2 separate regions of the Homo sapiens genome follow, and region 1 is linked to region 2. A link is a contact called in ENCODE Hi-C or POLR2A ChIA-PET data. All regions are on one chromosome and are shown on one strand. The core of a region is the stretch at or near the end of the contact, and the rest is flanking DNA. Distances in the headings are between cores, read along the strand shown. Region 1 holds the start of TCHP (trichoplein keratin filament binding). Region 2 holds the start of FAM222A (family with sequence similarity 222 member A).

Evidence for each region. Hi-C counts contacts between places; a loop is a spot of excess contacts on that map. ChIA-PET counts read pairs that join two places held with the same protein, here RNA polymerase II (POLR2A). Pooled maps may share reads with other maps.
Region 1: a loop to region 2 is called in a map of CD8-positive, alpha-beta T cell, with 4 times the contacts of the local background. The contact joins the promoter of TCHP here to the promoter of FAM222A in region 2. A Hi-C loop is called at or near these places in 1 of 168 maps with a recorded cell type or tissue (CD8-positive, alpha-beta T cell) and 10 of 50 pooled maps. POLR2A ChIA-PET finds 5 or more read pairs at or near these places in 1 of 52 experiments (Caco-2).

Annotation. Positions count from the first base shown.
Region 1 is chr12:109,898,863-109,902,730 of GRCh38, reverse strand. It overlaps TCHP (trichoplein keratin filament binding), which reads right to left and starts at 2,457. Exons shown (of 13, transcript NM_001143852.2): 1 at 2,305-2,457. RefSeq lists enhancers at 1,053-1,893, 1,894-2,734 and a silencer at 2,127-2,236.
Region 2 is chr12:109,712,108-109,715,861 of GRCh38, reverse strand. It overlaps FAM222A (family with sequence similarity 222 member A), which reads right to left and starts at 2,037. Exons shown (of 3, transcript NM_032829.3): 1 at 965-2,037. RefSeq lists silencers at 1,897-1,946, 1,977-2,306 and an enhancer at 3,012-3,575.

The DNA of each region.
Region 1 (3,868 bases), core at 1,208-3,707, 190 kb before region 2:
AGGCCAAGGTGGGCAGATCACGAGGTCAGGAGTTCGAGACCAGCTGCGCCAACATAGTGAAACCCCTGTCTCCACTAAAAATACAAAAAATTAGCCAGGCGTGCTGGTGGGCGTCTGTAATCCCAGCTCCTTGGGAGGCTGAGGCAGGAGAGTCACTTGAACCCAGGAGGTGGAGGTTGCAGTGAACCAAGATTGTCCCACTGCACTCCAGCCTAGGCGACAGTGCAAGACTCCATCTCAAAACACAACAAAACAAAACAAATAAACCTTAGCCAGACACAGTGGCTCATGCCTGTAATCCCAACACTTTGGGTGGCTGAGGCAGGAGGATCACTTGAGGCCGGGAGTTGGAGACCAGCCACATCATGAGACTCATCTCTATAAAAAATCAAAAATTAGCCAGGAGTGGTGGTGCGCCTGTAGTCCCAGCTACTCAGGAGGCTGAGGCAGGAGGATTGCTTGAGCCCAGGAGGTCACGGCTGTAGCGAGCCATGATAGCGCCACTGCACTCAGCCTGGGTGACAGTGAGACTCTGTCTCAAAAAAACAAAAACATAAAAAATTCTGGACTGCGTGCACCCAGCTGTGGGCCAGCCATCACCAGGAACACAACAGACAGACACAGGGATTGTCCTAAGATTGCTAGACTAGGCACATCGGGGGCATTTATGCTGTGCTTAAACAGAGACAATAATGTAAGGAACACATGTATGTGCCAAGCACTCAATACATATGACTTTTTTTCATTCTTACAATCACCTCGCTATTTGGCAGGTAAGGAAACTTACGTTGAAGAGGTAAAGTTGTTGTACCCGAGCGAGTTAGAGAAACGCCACAGTTTGAGACGAAATTAAGAGTCCTTTATTTAGCCAGTGCCCAAGAGACGGCTAATAAATTCTCTTGGCCCGAGGAAGGGGCTTGATTTTCCTTTATACTTTGGTTTAGGAAGGGGAGGGGAGCTCAGATGCAACAATTCTACATAAGTAAAAACATGCAAAAATTAAAAGGACAAAGAGTCACAGAGAAACAATTAAAAGACAAATGGTTACAGAGAAACAACAGTTCCAGGTGCAGGGGCTCTAAATCTTTCATAAAATGTTAGATATGGGTGCTCTGCCCGACACCAACTCAAGGTTTTATGGTGTTATCTTTTGAGCAAAATCCTGGGAACTTCGTACATTGCTTGTTTCAGTACCTTATCAGTTAATTGGACTCTTTGATATGTTGAGATTCTGCTTACACAAGTTAACTCCTTGAGGAAAGGGGTGGGTAAGGAGTCCTTGATGTCTTGTAAATGAGGGAACCAGATGGAGTTCATCCGGCTTTCTCAACTAAGGGAGAGCTAATTCATGTGGAAACAAGGCTAGGTGATTAAGGGGAAAAAAAGAGTCTAAAAGCAAGGTTAGTAAAAACAAGGTAAGGCATTAAAAAACAAGGTTAGTAAAAACAACGTTAAGCATTACAAAGTGATTTGCTCAGGATCACAGAGCCAGGAAGTAAAGGAGATAAACAAGCTGGGTTCCTAATTCATGTCCGTCTGAGACCAGAGCCCAGGCTCTCTCTGCTGCAAGGGGCTGCCTGTTGGGACCAACCTGCCCTGGCTCTGGCAGTCCCCGGGGAGGGGACTGATAATAACACTCGGAAGTATGTTGGGCTACCATGGAGGACAGACCTTTCATCTTGCAGATGAAGAAGCTGAGACCTAGAGAGAGGAATTGCCTGAGCAATGTAGGGATACAGCTGGAGCCTTGAAAGCAGAGAGCAGTCTCACTCCAGGCACCAATTCCCCTGACCCAAAAGCTGTCCTCAAGTGTAGGGTCGATGCAGTGCCTGGGTAGGAACGCCGGCTGAATGAGCGAAAAGGCCTGGTGCACGCCAAGAATCTCATTCTGGAGGTCCTCCAGTTTTGGGGGCAAACACTCTGCGTCTATGGTCCAAATGTAGCCGGCAGGCTGCTAACGTGTGACCTCGGTCTCGAGACCGTGGCAAGCTTCACATACTTTTTTCCCGCTCCCGTAAAGCCGCCAGTGGATCAGTCTTTGCACCAAGAGTTAAAAGTTTAAGATTCCCGTCCCGGATTGGCCACCCACAAGGTGGGCTGCTCCCCGAACACGTCGCATCCCTCTCTCGACCTGAACATGCACGTGCAACAAATGGGGTCACAGCGCGTGGGGAGCGCAGTGAGGACCCCGGAGGCGCCCTGAGCTCGCGCCCGCTGACTGCCGCCCCGGTTCCCGCCCGCGCGGGCCGCCTGCGGGCCCCCGCCCTAACGCCGGATCCGGCCTAGTCCAACCCTCCGACTCACATTTCTCTGAGGCTCGGAGTTTCCGAAGAGTCCCCCGGCCCGACTTCCCGCAGGCACGAAGCGGGCCGGCCAGTCCCCCGGTGTAATTCCCAGACGCGCTACAGCAACGCCGGCTGTTTCCTCCCTGTTTGCACCGGCAACGAGCCCGACGACGGAGCGTCGCAAGGGCCAAGCCTCCTTCAGCGCGTAGGGAGCCTGTGTTTTTCTCTGGTGCCCCGTCGTGGCCAGCGGGAGATAAATAGCAAACGTCGCTGCTCCTTGAAATAGGGAAGCATGGAGGCAAAGAATCCGTCCATGCACTACACGTATTTCAGGATGGTGGTTACCATCACGTGAAGGTGAAGGTGGAAACCAGGGGGAAGAGAATGTAAGTCAGTGGTCCTCAAACCTGGCTGCGCGTGAGAATCACCAGATACCAGCCTGGGCAACACAGAGGGACTCCTGTCTCTAAAAAATTTTTTAAACTTAACCGGGCATGGTGGGACTTGTGGTCCCAGCTACTCGGGAGACTGAGGCGGGAGGATCAGTTGAGCCCAGGAGATCGAGGCTGCCGTGAGCCATGACTGTGCCACTGCACTCCAGCCTGGGTGACAGAGCCAGACACTGTCTCAAAAAAAAGAAGAAAAAATCCAGATACCTTTAAAAAATCCAGATGCCCAAACCAAACCCCAAATCCCATCTGAGAGTATCAGTGTTTTCCAAAATTCCCCAGGTGTGTTCAATGTACAACTTGGGCAGAGGCCTGCTGGCATAAGTAGATGGAAGTTATTGGTAACTTTTTTATTTTTTTGAGACAGAGTCTTGCTCTGTCGCCAGGCTGGAGTGCAGTGGCGTGATCTCGATTCACTGCAACCTCCGCCTTACGGGTTCAAGCGATTACCCTGCCTCAGCCTACCGAGTAGCTGAGACTACAGGCGCACGCCACCACGCCCAGCTAATTTTTTGTATTTTAGTAGAGATGGGGTTTCACCATATTGGTCAGGATGGTCTCGATCTCCTGACCTCGTGATGCGCCTGCCTCAGGCTCCCAAAGTGCTAGGATTACAGGAGTGAGCCACTGCACCCGGCCGATAACTTTCTATTATAGTCTTATATTGGTGGTGAGTTCAAAAGTGTTCATTCTATTAGTATGTTTTATAACTCGTGTGCTACAAGTATTACATGCCAACTATTCCATTAAAAAGAAAATGAAGAAAAATACTTGTTTGTTCTCTTTTCTTTCATTTTCCCATTCTTTCATTTCTTCTTCCCTTCATTTCTCCATTCTTTATTCATCTCTGTTTTTCCTGGATGCAGCATCATGGCCTCAGCTGGGTTCAGTGGCTTACGCCTGTAATCCCAGCACTTTGGGAGGCCCAGGAGGGTGGATTACCTGAGGTCAGGAGTTGAAGACCAGCCTGGCCAACATGATGAAACCCCGTCTCTGCTAAAAATACAAAAATTAGCCGGGCATGATGGCAGATGCTTATACTCCCAGCTACTCGGGAGGCTGAGGCAGGAGAATCGCTTGAACCTGGGAGGCAGAGGTTGCAGTGAGCCAAGATTGCGCTGCTGCACTCCAGCC
Region 2 (3,754 bases), core at 788-3,287:
CATCTCTCTGGGGACCCTGGGAACTTCAGCCTGCCAGCTGGGTACATGGTGGGGTTCAGGGAGGTCTCTTCTATAGCATCTCTTTTCAAAACAGAAAGTTGCTCTGTCTGGGAGGCCTGAGCCCCGAGGCACAGGCCAGGCTACATGGGCAAAGCTCTGAACACCTGTCCTTGCGGGGAGGAGCATCAACAGGGACAGCTGGCACTGCCTCCCTCCCCCACCTTATGGGGCGCTAAGGATTTAGGTCAGAGGACTGCAATGGTAGGGGTGGGGGGAGTCCGCCTTCACCCCTCCACTACCCAAAGGCATCCAGCCCCGCCCCTTGTTACCACGACCCCGCCCCCTCCGGCCTTGGGTCAAGGCAAGTGGTGTTGCCACGGCAACCCCAGTGACATCAGAGGCTAAGGTTTGACGTCATGTCGTGCCCCCACTGGGGAACCTACCGTCCCTGCGAGTTATTTGTGGGAACGTGGTTTGAACGAGGGCTCTAAGGTCTAGCCCCATGGGGCACAATTCTCAAACGTGGCCACCTGCGTTTCTGGAACCCCAAATCCCCCTCTGAGGTGATTTCCCTTGAAGATCTCAGAGGCTGCTCGGGAGACCCTCAACGTTTTCCCATCCTGGGTGCCCCCCACCCCCCAGCCCTTCCAAGACACTGGAGTTCCCGGGGAATTTTCGGATGACACAGCCAATACCTTTGTTAGCTTTACGGGTGGGGTGACCTTTCCTCTCTGGCAACCAACCCGCCCAGGGTCCCGCGGAATCCGAATGGGCCCCCCAACCTCCACTCCCATCGGCTGGCCCATCTGAACAAGTTGTGTTTGGAGGGAGGAAAGGGGCGGACAAGGGTTATCTCTGCTTCAGGACCCCCAACAGCCTAGGACCCCTTCTGTCCAATCCTGGCTGCCCGGACGCCAGGGGGTGCCCCCAGCTCCAGCGCAGAACCCCGCCCCGCACAACTCACCGGATCAGCCAGGCCGTCGAAGGGCACCAGGTCTCAGCTACCACGACGCTCCGCTCGACGGGTCGCAGCCATGCAGGAGTGGCAGAGGCTGCCTGACGAAGCCCTCCTTGGGGGTCGATGCCTCTCTCCGGGTGGGAAGGGGCGCTGTCGGTGAGGGCTATCCTGGCGCCGGCCTGCGCCGTCCGAAGTCGGGGGGGAGGGGAGGTCTCCGTTCAGCAGGGGTCACGCCCGCCCCGGACGGGGGCCGCGCGGGCGCTCAGGCGACGCATCTTCGCCGGGGCCCGTGATCGCCACGTCCGGCGGGCGGCGCTGCGCCTCCCCTCGGGGCCCCGCTCAAGGCTGCAGCTCGGCCCGCGCCGCTCCCAGGGCGCCCTCTCCGCCCGCGCTGGGAGCCCGGCGGCCGCGGCCCCTTTCGCCAGCCCCAGCTGCAGCCTGTCTTTGTTGCTTCCTCTCGCTCGCCCGCCCGCCCGCGGCTTGCAGCCCCCGGGTTCGCCCCGAGGTGGAGGGATTGTCTCCTTCGGGGGTTGCACGCACCCGCAGCGGCCCCGGCTCCTCGCCGGACATACACCGGCCCCTGCAGGTTGCAAAGAACAGCGGCGAGAATGCACCGGCCCCTCCTCCTCCTGCTCTGAGCCCCGGGTGTGGGGGGAGGGGAAGCCGGCGAACAGCGGCGGCGGCAGCGGCGGCGGCGGCGGCAGCGGGCGACGCAAGCTCGGATGCAGCCTCGGGGGCCTCGGCGCTGAGAAACAGCCGATCCCAGTGGCGCAGGACGGACACGAGGACGGCCCGGGGGACTGTGCACCGGGTGTGCGAGCTCGCAAGCCGCAGCAGGGGCCGCGCGCGCTGGGCTCTCACGCGCCCATGGCCCCGGGCGGCGCGCGGGGGCTCCCGGGGCCGCAGCCTCGCGCCGTCTGGCGCGCGCCGGCGCCTCGCCTGGTCTCAGGCCCGGGTGCCGCGCGCCGCGCCCCACAGGCGCCGGGCCCGGCTGTCCGCCTCCCCCGGCCGGCGCGCGCAGCCTCTCCGCGGAGCAGCCGGCCAGGCAGTCCTGCCCGCTGCTCCGCTCTGGCCCGACTGACAGGCGCGAGCGCCGGCAGCAGCCCCCGCGTCTCGTCCCCCGCCCGCCCCCCGCGGCCCAGCCCAATCAGCGGCGGCTGAGAGGCGGTTACCAGGGTGACGCGGCACCGCGTCCTGCGAGGGGCGGAGCCGGGGGCCGCCACGCGCGCTTTTCGCGGCAAAATTCAAAGGCCGGCAGGGCGGCTCTCCAACCTCCTCCCCCAAGCAGGGACGAGGCGGAACTTGCCTCGCGAGGACTGCAACTCCCGGCATGCTGCGCGCCGGCGCCGGGTGGAGGGGCCCCGACTGGGGGCGCAGGGCGTGCTGGTTTTTGTAGTCCCACTAGGGGTGGCAAAACCAGTGTCATTTACTGATCACATATTTGGGACAAGGCACTGTATAAGTGCATTATCGGCATTATTTCATTTAATCTTGGCAAAAACCAACCTCATGAGGAATTTGTTAAAAATAACAACTATAGCTAACACTTATGTAGCAAAGTATTTTATCTAATCCTCACAACACCGTGTGAGTGGGTATTACTATCACCCCCATTTTACAGATGAGAAAACTGATACGGTAGGTACTATTATTATACTTCCAACTTACAGAGGAAACTGAGGTAAGGAGATGTGAAGTGACATGGTCCTGGATGTTTTTGTCCTAAGGCTTATTTTTGGCAGCGATGTGTTTTTGGCATCACAGTTGTGATCTGTGGAGCGCTAACTATATAACCCAGCACAGCGCTGAGCAATTTGCAAGCTACACCTTCTAGACGTACCCCACGCCCACAGGAGACAGGCACTAGCCTACTCCCCCACTTAATAGATAGGGAAACTGAGGCATAGTTTCACATCAACCTGGGGTTCAAATATGAATCTATCAAACTATACTGTGCTTTCCCTTTTACTTTTAAAGAAGCTTCCTGGGTTCTCACAGCCCATGGGCGGCCCGTCTAGCAGTCTCATTTACAGATGGGGAAATTGAGTCCTGGGTGGGGCAGTTCCCTCAGTTGCTGTGTGTCCATCACACAGCACTGTAGGAAGCCAGCTTTCCGGGATAATAACAAAGATCCCCACAGAAATGCAGAGCAGCAGTCAGACCCCCCACCCCTCAGGCTATGCCCGTGTGATACCTGGAGTCCCACCGAAACTGGGTGGGATTGCAGCCCTGCCCTTGCTGGTTGTTGGTCTTGGCCATTTACCTTCACGGGTCTGCGCCTCAGTTTCTTGTCTGTGAAATGGGGGGCATCATAATTCCTACCTTACAGCGTAGATTTGAGGGCAAAATGAATTCTTGCATGTAAAGGACTCAAAACACACATTAAGTGCTCAATAAATGCCCTCTGTACTCACCCGGGCTGGAGGGCTTTGGAGACCCTGGGGAGCGTATCCAGCGGACGGGCTGATTATAGACGGGCCCTAGCCTACTTCCAGGAGCCAACCCACCCCGCCGGGAGAGGCGCCCGCGGCGGACCTCCAGGGCCGGCCCAAGTGGGTCACCCGCCGCCTTATCTAGGACAGGAGCTGGCCCTGTTTCAGGCCTCTAAGCGGCTGCTCGGCGCGCTGTTCCCAGCAGCTCCGCTCTATTTCTCCGCGGCCGCCCCCATCTCCTCCCCTTCCCTCCCCAGGCTGAAGGTGGGGGTGGGGATTTACCTGGAAATGTGTTATGCCTCCAGCTGCTTCCCGCTCGGGCCAGCAGCCAGGGCTGCGGGGACGTCAGGGAGGGCGGCCGGGG